Linked DNA regions of Mus musculus: all the other regions are linked to region 1. The links are chromatin contacts, found by Hi-C or POLR2A ChIA-PET in ENCODE. All regions are on one chromosome and are shown on one strand. The core of a region is the stretch at or near the end of the contact, and the rest is flanking DNA. Distances in the headings are between cores, read along the strand shown. Region 1 holds the start of Tet1 (tet methylcytosine dioxygenase 1). Region 2 holds the start of Slc25a16 (solute carrier family 25 (mitochondrial carrier, Graves disease autoantigen), member 16). Region 3 holds the start of Dna2 (DNA replication helicase/nuclease 2).

Region 1 (2,700 bases), core at 37-2,536:
CATTCCTGTGGATTAATGGGCGAACACTGGAGGTGAAGGAGAGAGTAAGAGAAAGGGGAAGTTGCTTTTTCAGACTGGTCTCACCATGCAGCCCTAGCTGCCCTGAAACTCACGGAGATCTCTATGCCTTTACCAACCCAGCGCTGGAATAATCATAGGCGAGCACACCCCTCCGGAAAAAGGAAGATTTGCTTCCCTACCCCGCGGAGTAGGCGGTGGTCTCTTCAGCCCAGGCAGGGACCGCGAGCTCCCGGAGCTCACGTGCAGCACGATAAGTCTTAGGCACTCACTCTGCCGCTGCGAGCACACGTACGCCCTCAATCCCCTCTCCAGGATCCCAGAACCAGTCAGTAGCATTCCAAAAACTTGCGTTTCGGCGCTGGCAACATATCCTACTTTCTTGCTTCTTCTTGAACCTCCCAATTCCGGACCAGCCTTTCCCAGACCTCCAGGTCCCCTGCACTCCCGAAGTGGCTCCCAGCAACCCCTTTCTAGGGTTCATCCGCGAAGGATGGGGTACGTCTCAAACGCGTGAGACACTTCTGAACCCGACAGCTCGCGCTCCCCACTCCTCGCTGGCAAAAGCTATCGCCTCCCTACAGGCAGACTCCCAGACTTTCTAAGAACTCCTGTCTGGGGACCTCCCAGAGGCCATACATGCGTTTCCCCTACAGGATCTCCAGTTGATGCCAAGTCTGGAGGTCCCCATGCGAACCGATCCTAGCCAGGGCTAACTAAACTTTCTGGGGAGCGCTGTAAGGTCCCCCGCGAGCATTGTTAGTCACCCGCCACGAAAGACCCGGAGCGGCCCGGGATAGGGGGTCGTGGCGCGGAGTTGACTCGCACGAGTCATCACCAAGCATCGCGGCGTGCAAAGTCCTAGCCCGATCGAGATCCGCCCCCCAGCTCCGTCCCGCCACGGAGTAGTACCCTCTCCCAACTCCCCGGCTCTTTGCTGCCGCCCCAGCTCACCCTAAACTGCCTCTGGATCCCAGGGCAGCGCGGGTCACCCCTGCTAGAAGCCTGCACCAATCCTTGGACAAACTTTCCAGCGGGTCTTGGTCCGTGCAACTTTGGAGCCTGAGGCTCCGGCACGCGCCAAGGAGTTCAGGCGGGCCTAGGATGGACACTTACCATCCGGCACGGTCAGGGCCCGAGCACCCGGGTTGGGGAGCTGCTCCGCGAATGTTCCCGTAGAAGAGGCAGGTAGAGGTACATGACCAGGGAGGGAGAGGACGTCCAGGGGCGAATACAGACCCCGGGATTGTACAAACCAGTTGCAGAGTGCAGTGTTCCACGAGCGGAGTGCGCGGGTACTCCCAGCCAGGTCAGCCCTCGCCCCCCCCCAGAGCAGCGGTGTCTCCCCAGTACAGACCTCTAGGAGTGTAGCTGGGGCACAGCCTTTGCTGGACCCTGTACCGCTGAGCGAGAGGCAAAATGCGAGCTGGATTTTCCCAAATCGGAGCCGGACTCCTCTCGACCCTTCTCCTGTCCACTCCTTCCTAGGCTTTCCTGAAATTCCGCCCGCGCTCCCTCCCCTTTTTTCTTAGGTCAAAGGAGTGTTGAAATCTACAGGTCACCATCTCTTTCAGTGATGGGAGTCAGAGTATCTCTAATCAGATGGGAGTAAAGGTATCTCGAAAACGAATGTTTCCAGAAGCGAGTCGGGTCATCCAGGTGACATCCTAGAGGTGTCAAACCAACTTCAAGACCAAAGAGAAATCAAATTAGCTTTGATTTTTTCCCTACATCTTTATTTTGATTAGCCATTGACTGCGGACTCATTAGTGATCATAATCACTTTATAGGAAATGGAAATACAGTAAGAGAGAAATTCCTGCCATGAGGTTCAGGCTTGACTTTAACTAGGCATATCCCAAGGTAAGATAGCTTTCTCTTCTTCCAGAAGTCTGCCCTTAGACAAGGAAATCTACTGCTTCAGGTGGAAGGGAGAAAACTGGCTTGTGGCTTTACACTCCACTCCCCCAATTCCATACCTGAACTGTGGTATATAAATGTCCCTCGATAGCCTAGCAGATGCCTTTAATCCCAGGACTTGGGGGGCAGAGGCAAGTGGATTTCTGAATTATAGGCCAGTCTGGTTTACAAAGTGAGTTCTAGGACAGCCAGGGCTATACAGAGAAATCCTGTCTCAAAAAAACAAAACAAAATAAAACAAATAAATGTCCCTAGATTGTTCGGAGAAATAGTCCCAAACTGTCAAGCTTACACCCTAAATAAATCCTTTAAATGTATTCTTAACTAGGTACCAGCTATAACGGGTTTGTTTGTTTAGCTTTTAAAAGTCTCTGTGTAGCCCAGGCTGCCCTCAAAGGCAGGAATCTTCCAGCCACAGCCTTTCCAGTGCTGGGATTATAAAGTAACCTGATTGGAGGTCAGAAATGCACTTCTAGCTGAGTTCTGCTCAGAGGTGAAGACTGAGGCCTCAATTTAATCTTTGCAATAGAAAAAAGCAAACCTGGCTCTCTCTTTTTTTCTTTATTTTTCTTTCATTCCCTTTCTCTATTAGATTTTGACCTTGAACTGATTCTCCTTCCCATACCTATAAAGTGCGAGAAATATTGACAGATAAGTTTTTAGACAAATAAGACAAAACACTCTAGCAAAACCAGGCAAACATCTCTTTTCCCAGCCAGCCTTAATAGAGTGAGACCCTGTAATAGTTTTTTAAGATTTTAT
Region 2 (2,700 bases), core at 159-2,658, 33 kb after region 1:
AGACACAGATAAAGATCACCCCAGGAGTGGTGGTGAAATCCTCCTGTACTCTTAGCACATGCAGGGTTGAGGCAGAAGTATCTCAGGCTAGAGACCAGGCTGGGCCATATTTAGTATTTAGTCCTAGGTCACAGATGTGAGGGTGATGCAGTTGCACCATCTGTCACTCCACTGATTACCAAGTTGACCTGCTGTCTTTTTATTTATTTATTTATTTATTTTTGTTTTTCGAGACAGGGTTTCTCTGTGTAGCCCTGGATGTCCTGGAACTCACTCTGTAGACCAGGCTGGCCTCGAACTCAGAAATTCGCCTGCCTCTGCCTCCCAAGTGCTGGGATTAAAGGCGTGGACCACCACGCCTGGCGACCTGCTTGTCTATGTGAGTGTCTCCTCCCCTCTTCCCACTCCATGTACATGGCTTCCAGAACTACATGCCTGTTTGGACAAAGATGACCTTCCCCTAAGAGAGAAGGACACCATCTTTGATAAAGGGTGTGGGAATAGATGTGTCACCCTGCTAGAATCTCCAAACAAGCCAAGCCTCCATAGCCGGTCCCGAGAAAGGCAGGGAGAGAGGAAGAAAAAGAAAAGAAGGAGAAATAAAAGAGAAAGAGTTTGTGAAGACAGCAGGTTAAAGAATTTATCGTGTGTGAGATCAGAAGATGGGAGTGGATCAGAAAGACAGGGAAGGCTGAGCTGCTTGTGTTAATGCCAGAGGCACCATACACACCACACACACACACACACACACACACACACACACACACACGCGCGCGCGCGCGCGCGAATCAAACCCAGGTATTCTACAAGAACAAGAGTGCTTTTAACCGCTGAGCCATCTCTATGGCTCTCAACATTTATTATAGTGTGTGCGCGTGTGGGCGCGCGTGCTGCCAAGTTGCATGTATGGAGGTCTAAGAATAATTTGTGGGAATCGACTGTCTCCTTCAACTAGGCCGGGTCTGGAGACAACTCAGGTCGGCCAGCCTAGTGACAAGTGCCTTCAGCCGTTGAGCCAGCTAGCTTGTCTAGCATTTTCTTTTGACACAGTATCTTTCTCTCTGCAGCCTGGGCTAGTCGGGAACTCACTAAGTTACCCATGCTGGTCTTGGTCTGGAGGTGATGCCCCTGCTTCAGAGTCCTGAGTGCTGGGATGACAGGCATGAGCTTCACTACATAGCTCAAGCGGGTCTTGATCTCCATGGTCAGGAGTCATCAGGTTCGCTCGTGCTGAGACTGCAAGCCTGAATTTACTGGTCTGGCTCAAGAGGCTCGCAAACCTTCAGCAGGAAACCCGGGACCCTGAGTGTCGCAGACCCCCTGGGTGACGCCCACTTCCGCCTTGCTCTCTTGGACGGGTCCCAGCGGCGGCTGCGTGCGTCATCATTCCTCGCCGCCGCGCGCCATGGGCATCATCTGGCCCCGCCCGCGCGGCGGCTGGGCTCCTGTCAGAGCCGGCTCCAGCCATGGTGCTGCCCAGTGTTTTGTAAGTTGGCAGCGGAGGCTCGGGACGTGGCGCAGGTCCCGATGGCGGCCCTGGTGGCTGCGGCGGCCCTGGCGGCGGCCGAGCCTGCACCCGCGGTGCCGCAGGCGGCTGGGAGCGGGGGCCCGACCTCACGCCGAGACTTCTACTGGCTGCGTTCCTTCTTGGCCGGAGGTCAGTATCCGCCGCCCGGACCCCGGGGCTGGGTGTTGAAGCCGGTCCGCGGGCCGATCAGACAGTCCCGAGCTTCTCCTGCTGCAGCACCCAGCCGGGCCTTCACGTCAGCCCCTGCAGCCGGGGCTAATCCCTCCGCTGAACCAAGCACCTATTTCTTAAGGTTGAAAACAGGATCCTTTAGGTGGGACATGGTGGGGACCACCCCTTTCTGTTACAAACAACACGTGTGACAGTGTAGGATTGGGTTTTGCTGTTTGCTTGAAAGGAAAATAAGTTTTGGAGGTGGAGGCCAGCTTGGGCTCGCGTCCCCTTCGCGTGAGTGTGCGCGCGCGTGCGGATAATGATTTGAGAATATTTAATGTATTCCCCCCCGCCCCCCCACCTCAAGAGCCTTATGTAGTTGACGCTGGCTTTGAACTCCCGATTCTCCTGCCTCTGCATCCCAAGTGCTGGAATTACAGGCACATGTCGCACAGTCCGTCTCTAGAGGCTAACTTTGAAAAATAGACTAGGATATGAGCTGGACATGGTGGAATGTGCCTTAAATCGCAGCACCAGGCAGATGCAAAGGTCGGCAGATCTTGAGTTTGAGGTCAACCAGGTCTTCATAGCAAGTTCTGGGCAAGCAAGGAATACAAAGTGATACCCTGTCTCAAAAACAAAATAAAATGACTAAGGATATTGTGCAAAATTGCCTACAACCGCCCAGCGGTGGTGGTGGTGCACGCCTTTAATCCCAGCACTTGGGAGGCAAGCAGATTTCTGAGTTCGAGGCCAGCCTGGTCTGAGTGAGTTCAGGACAGCCAGGGCTACACAGAGAAACCCTGTCTCGAAAAAAAAAAAAAAATCAAAAAACAAAAACCAAACAGTTGGAGAAGCAGGCCCGCAGACCTTGTCATGCGATAGAAGATAGATGGAGGTGATAGCAAAGATCCCTGGCTTTGTTGTTTTGGTTAATCTTGTAGATAGATGATGGTAAACTGATGGACAAAAGTGGGAGGGGCTTGAGAAGAACAACAAATCTGTAGTCCATGCTGTAG
Region 3 (2,700 bases), core at 188-2,687, 60 kb after region 1:
CATCAGAAAGTCAGCTGTACACTGAGGTATATCCCCAGTTGTCCTTCCTTCTCAATAAAATTACTGTTGTATTTGAAAGGAGATTGTCAACAAATGAAGAAAGTCCCAGGTCTTGTTCAAATGCTATTACCATGAACTTTGATTATCATGCCACTGCGTTTCCCAGAGGCAGTTATGATAAAGATTAAATATCTTTGCCCTTAAAAGGAGAGTAGCATTGTAGATGCTTGTCTAAAATAACTTGGTATGTACTAGGAAATGTAAATGGACCATCAATTTAGATGAAGCAATGTTTCTGAGGTATTATGTCAAGATATAAGTTCTTCCATGTAATGTAATTTTAGTGTGTCATAGTCCGAAGCGTAAATATAAACCACATTTTGATTGTTACATTTTAAAAAGGTTGTTTAGAATATAAGAATTCTGATCATTGTGTTTAGAACACTTTTTGTTGTAAGCATGACCCATGGAGTAGAAGCATCAAGCCTTCTCTAGAGGTAGTTATTTGTAGAACTGATGTGATTTTTAAAACATTAAAATTAAGCTGCAAATGTTATTTCTGCATTTTTTCATGTATATAAATATTTCTTGTCACATCTTGGAAAAAATTGGATGAATTAGTTTCATTTTTATAATCTTTACTTTAAAAATAAAAATGTATCATGTGATTTGTAAATGTACCAGGAGTGGGGATAAGTCTGTTTATAAAACTCTTTTGTATATTTTAATTTCTGGACTACATTGTAGCTAATTATTCCATTCAATCTTAAGGTAATTTAAATCTATAAAATAAATATCGCAATTATATTATCAATAAAGAGAACTGAAGATATTTTCTAAAATAAGAAATTGCCTTCTATGTCTGTTATAGAATCCATATGATATTAAAAGTAATTTTTTATCCTTGTTTTGATGGCTTGGTTTTTTTTGTTTGTTTGTTTGTTTTTTTGAGACAGGGTTTCTCTGTGTAGCCCTGGCTGTCCTGGAACTCACTCTGTAGACCAAGGCTGGCCTCGAACTCAGAAATCCGCCTGCCTCTGCCTCTGAAGTGTTTGGATTAAAGGCGCGCGCCACCACGCCCGGCTTAGATTTACTTTTTAAAAAATTTATTTTGTTTGTGTGTGTGTTTGTGAGTACTATGCACTATGTGCATGAGGATGCCTTTCCAGGCCAGAGGGTGGGAGGCATCAGATCCCTGCAACAAGACAGGTTCGTAGTGGAAATTCAGCTGCATCTCCCGCTCTCCTGCTCTGAAAAGCCCGAGACGGGGGATTGCTATGAGACGCGTGCAGTTGCGCGGCAGCCCAGCAGGTTCATGCAGGCATCCGGTCCTGGAGTGGAGACGGCGGAAAAGCGCCTCCGGTCCGGCGCTGTGCTTCCCGGCGCGGAGAGCGCGGGAGCCGCTGGCGCGCGGGGCGCCTGCTGCGCATGCGCAGCGAGCTGGCGCTTCTCTAGCGCCGCGAGTTACGGCTGCCCGCTCTCCCGGCGGGCTTCGGCAGGAATGGAGCCGCTGGACGAGCTGGACCTGCTGCTGCTGGAAGAGGACGGCGGAGCGGAGGCCGTGCCGCGGGTGGAGCTGTGAGCCTGCGGGAGGGCGGCGGGCGCGAGCGGGACCTGCGCGGTTTTCCCGGGTGTTAGCTGGAGGGTGATCGTCGGCCAGTCTTAATTGGGACCTGAGCTTGCTGGTGTAGCCCGCTGCTTTTTCACACGTCAGCCCACCCCTGTCATTGATACTTTGGATTTGATTTTGTCTTATTTGCATGTGCGGAAGACCCGCTTGTGGCGGTCGGAGGAGCACCCGTGCTAGTTATTTTCTTTCACGTGGGACGTCGGGGTCAAACTCCGGGCTGAAGGCTTGCCAGGAATCGCCTTTAGTCAGACGACCCAGTGTTCGTTCGTTCTTTCTTTCTTTCTTTCTTTCTTTCTTTCTTTCTTTCTTTCTTTCTTTCTCTCTCTCTCTCTCTCTCTCTCTCTCTCTCTCTCTCTCTCTCTCTCTCTTTCTTTCTCTTTTTTGGTTTTTTGAGACAGGGTTTCTCTGTGTAGCCCTGGCTGTCCTTGAACTCACTTTGTAGACCAGGCTGGCCTCGAACTCAGAAATCCGCCGGCCTCTGCCTCCGGAGTGCTGGGATCAAAGGCGTGCGCCACCACGCCCGGCTTTTATTTATTTTTAAATTTACTTAAGTGTACATATGCAAGTGCCTGAGTTTAGAGGCATCTCCTGGCGCTCGTGCCATCCCTTCAATATATCTTTTAAGAGCTCCTGGAGGTGTTACACCCGGTATACAGTAGGTCCAAGCCCTCTAATGCCATAAAGATTAGTATGATTGGCAGCTCCTGGCAGCAATTGCAGTGAACCTTTCATGCTGCTTCCCGCGTCCCTCTTTTTTCCTTCAAGCAGTAGTTGGGCGGACCAGGTACAGCAAGCAGGTGCTGTGCCACTGAACATTGTCATGCCCAGCACAGCAGGTGCTATGCCACTGAACTTTGGCATGCCCAGTATATCAGTTATCTGGAAAATGGACAGGACTAGCTCTCTTTAGTTGTACTTCCTAATTGCTTTCGACTGTGGTAGAAGCCCTTTTTGGTATTTTCCAGTTTTTGAGGTAGCCCAGGCTAGCCTCGAGCTGAGATGTGTAGCCAGCCCAGGACGGCTTTGACCTTCTGATCTCTGATCCTCTTTTTTTCCACTTCCCAAGTGTT

The links. A loop is a pair of places that touch in the nucleus more often than their neighbours do. ChIA-PET counts read pairs that join two places held with the same protein, here RNA polymerase II (POLR2A).
Region 2: a map of left cerebral cortex shows a loop between it and region 1 (1.9-fold over the local background). The contact joins the promoter of Slc25a16 here to the promoter of Tet1 in region 1. A Hi-C loop is called at or near these places in 1 of 37 maps with a recorded cell type or tissue (left cerebral cortex). POLR2A ChIA-PET finds 5 or more read pairs at or near these places in 4 of 5 experiments (Patski and embryonic stem cell).
Region 3: POLR2A ChIA-PET joins it to region 1 with 10 read pairs in Patski. The contact joins the promoter of Dna2 here to the promoter of Tet1 in region 1. POLR2A ChIA-PET finds 5 or more read pairs at or near these places in 4 of 5 experiments (Patski and embryonic stem cell).

Annotation. Positions count from the first base shown.
Region 1 is chr10:62,886,038-62,888,737 of GRCm38, forward strand. It overlaps Tet1 (tet methylcytosine dioxygenase 1), which reads right to left and starts at 1,287. Exons shown (of 13, transcript NM_001253857.2): 1 at 1,135-1,287. The region is part of intron 2 of Gm51805 (a long non-coding RNA gene); the gene reads left to right.
Region 2 is chr10:62,919,225-62,921,924 of GRCm38, forward strand. It overlaps Slc25a16 (solute carrier family 25 (mitochondrial carrier, Graves disease autoantigen), member 16), which reads left to right and starts at 1,409. Exons shown (of 9, transcript NM_175194.2): 1 at 1,409-1,657. The coding sequence starts at 1,528.
Region 3 is chr10:62,945,592-62,948,291 of GRCm38, forward strand. Dna2 (DNA replication helicase/nuclease 2) reads left to right here and starts at 1,438. Exons shown (of 21, transcript NM_177372.3): 1 at 1,438-1,578. The coding sequence starts at 1,502. It overlaps Slc25a16 (solute carrier family 25 (mitochondrial carrier, Graves disease autoantigen), member 16), which reads left to right. Exons shown (of 9, transcript NM_175194.2): 9 at 1-903.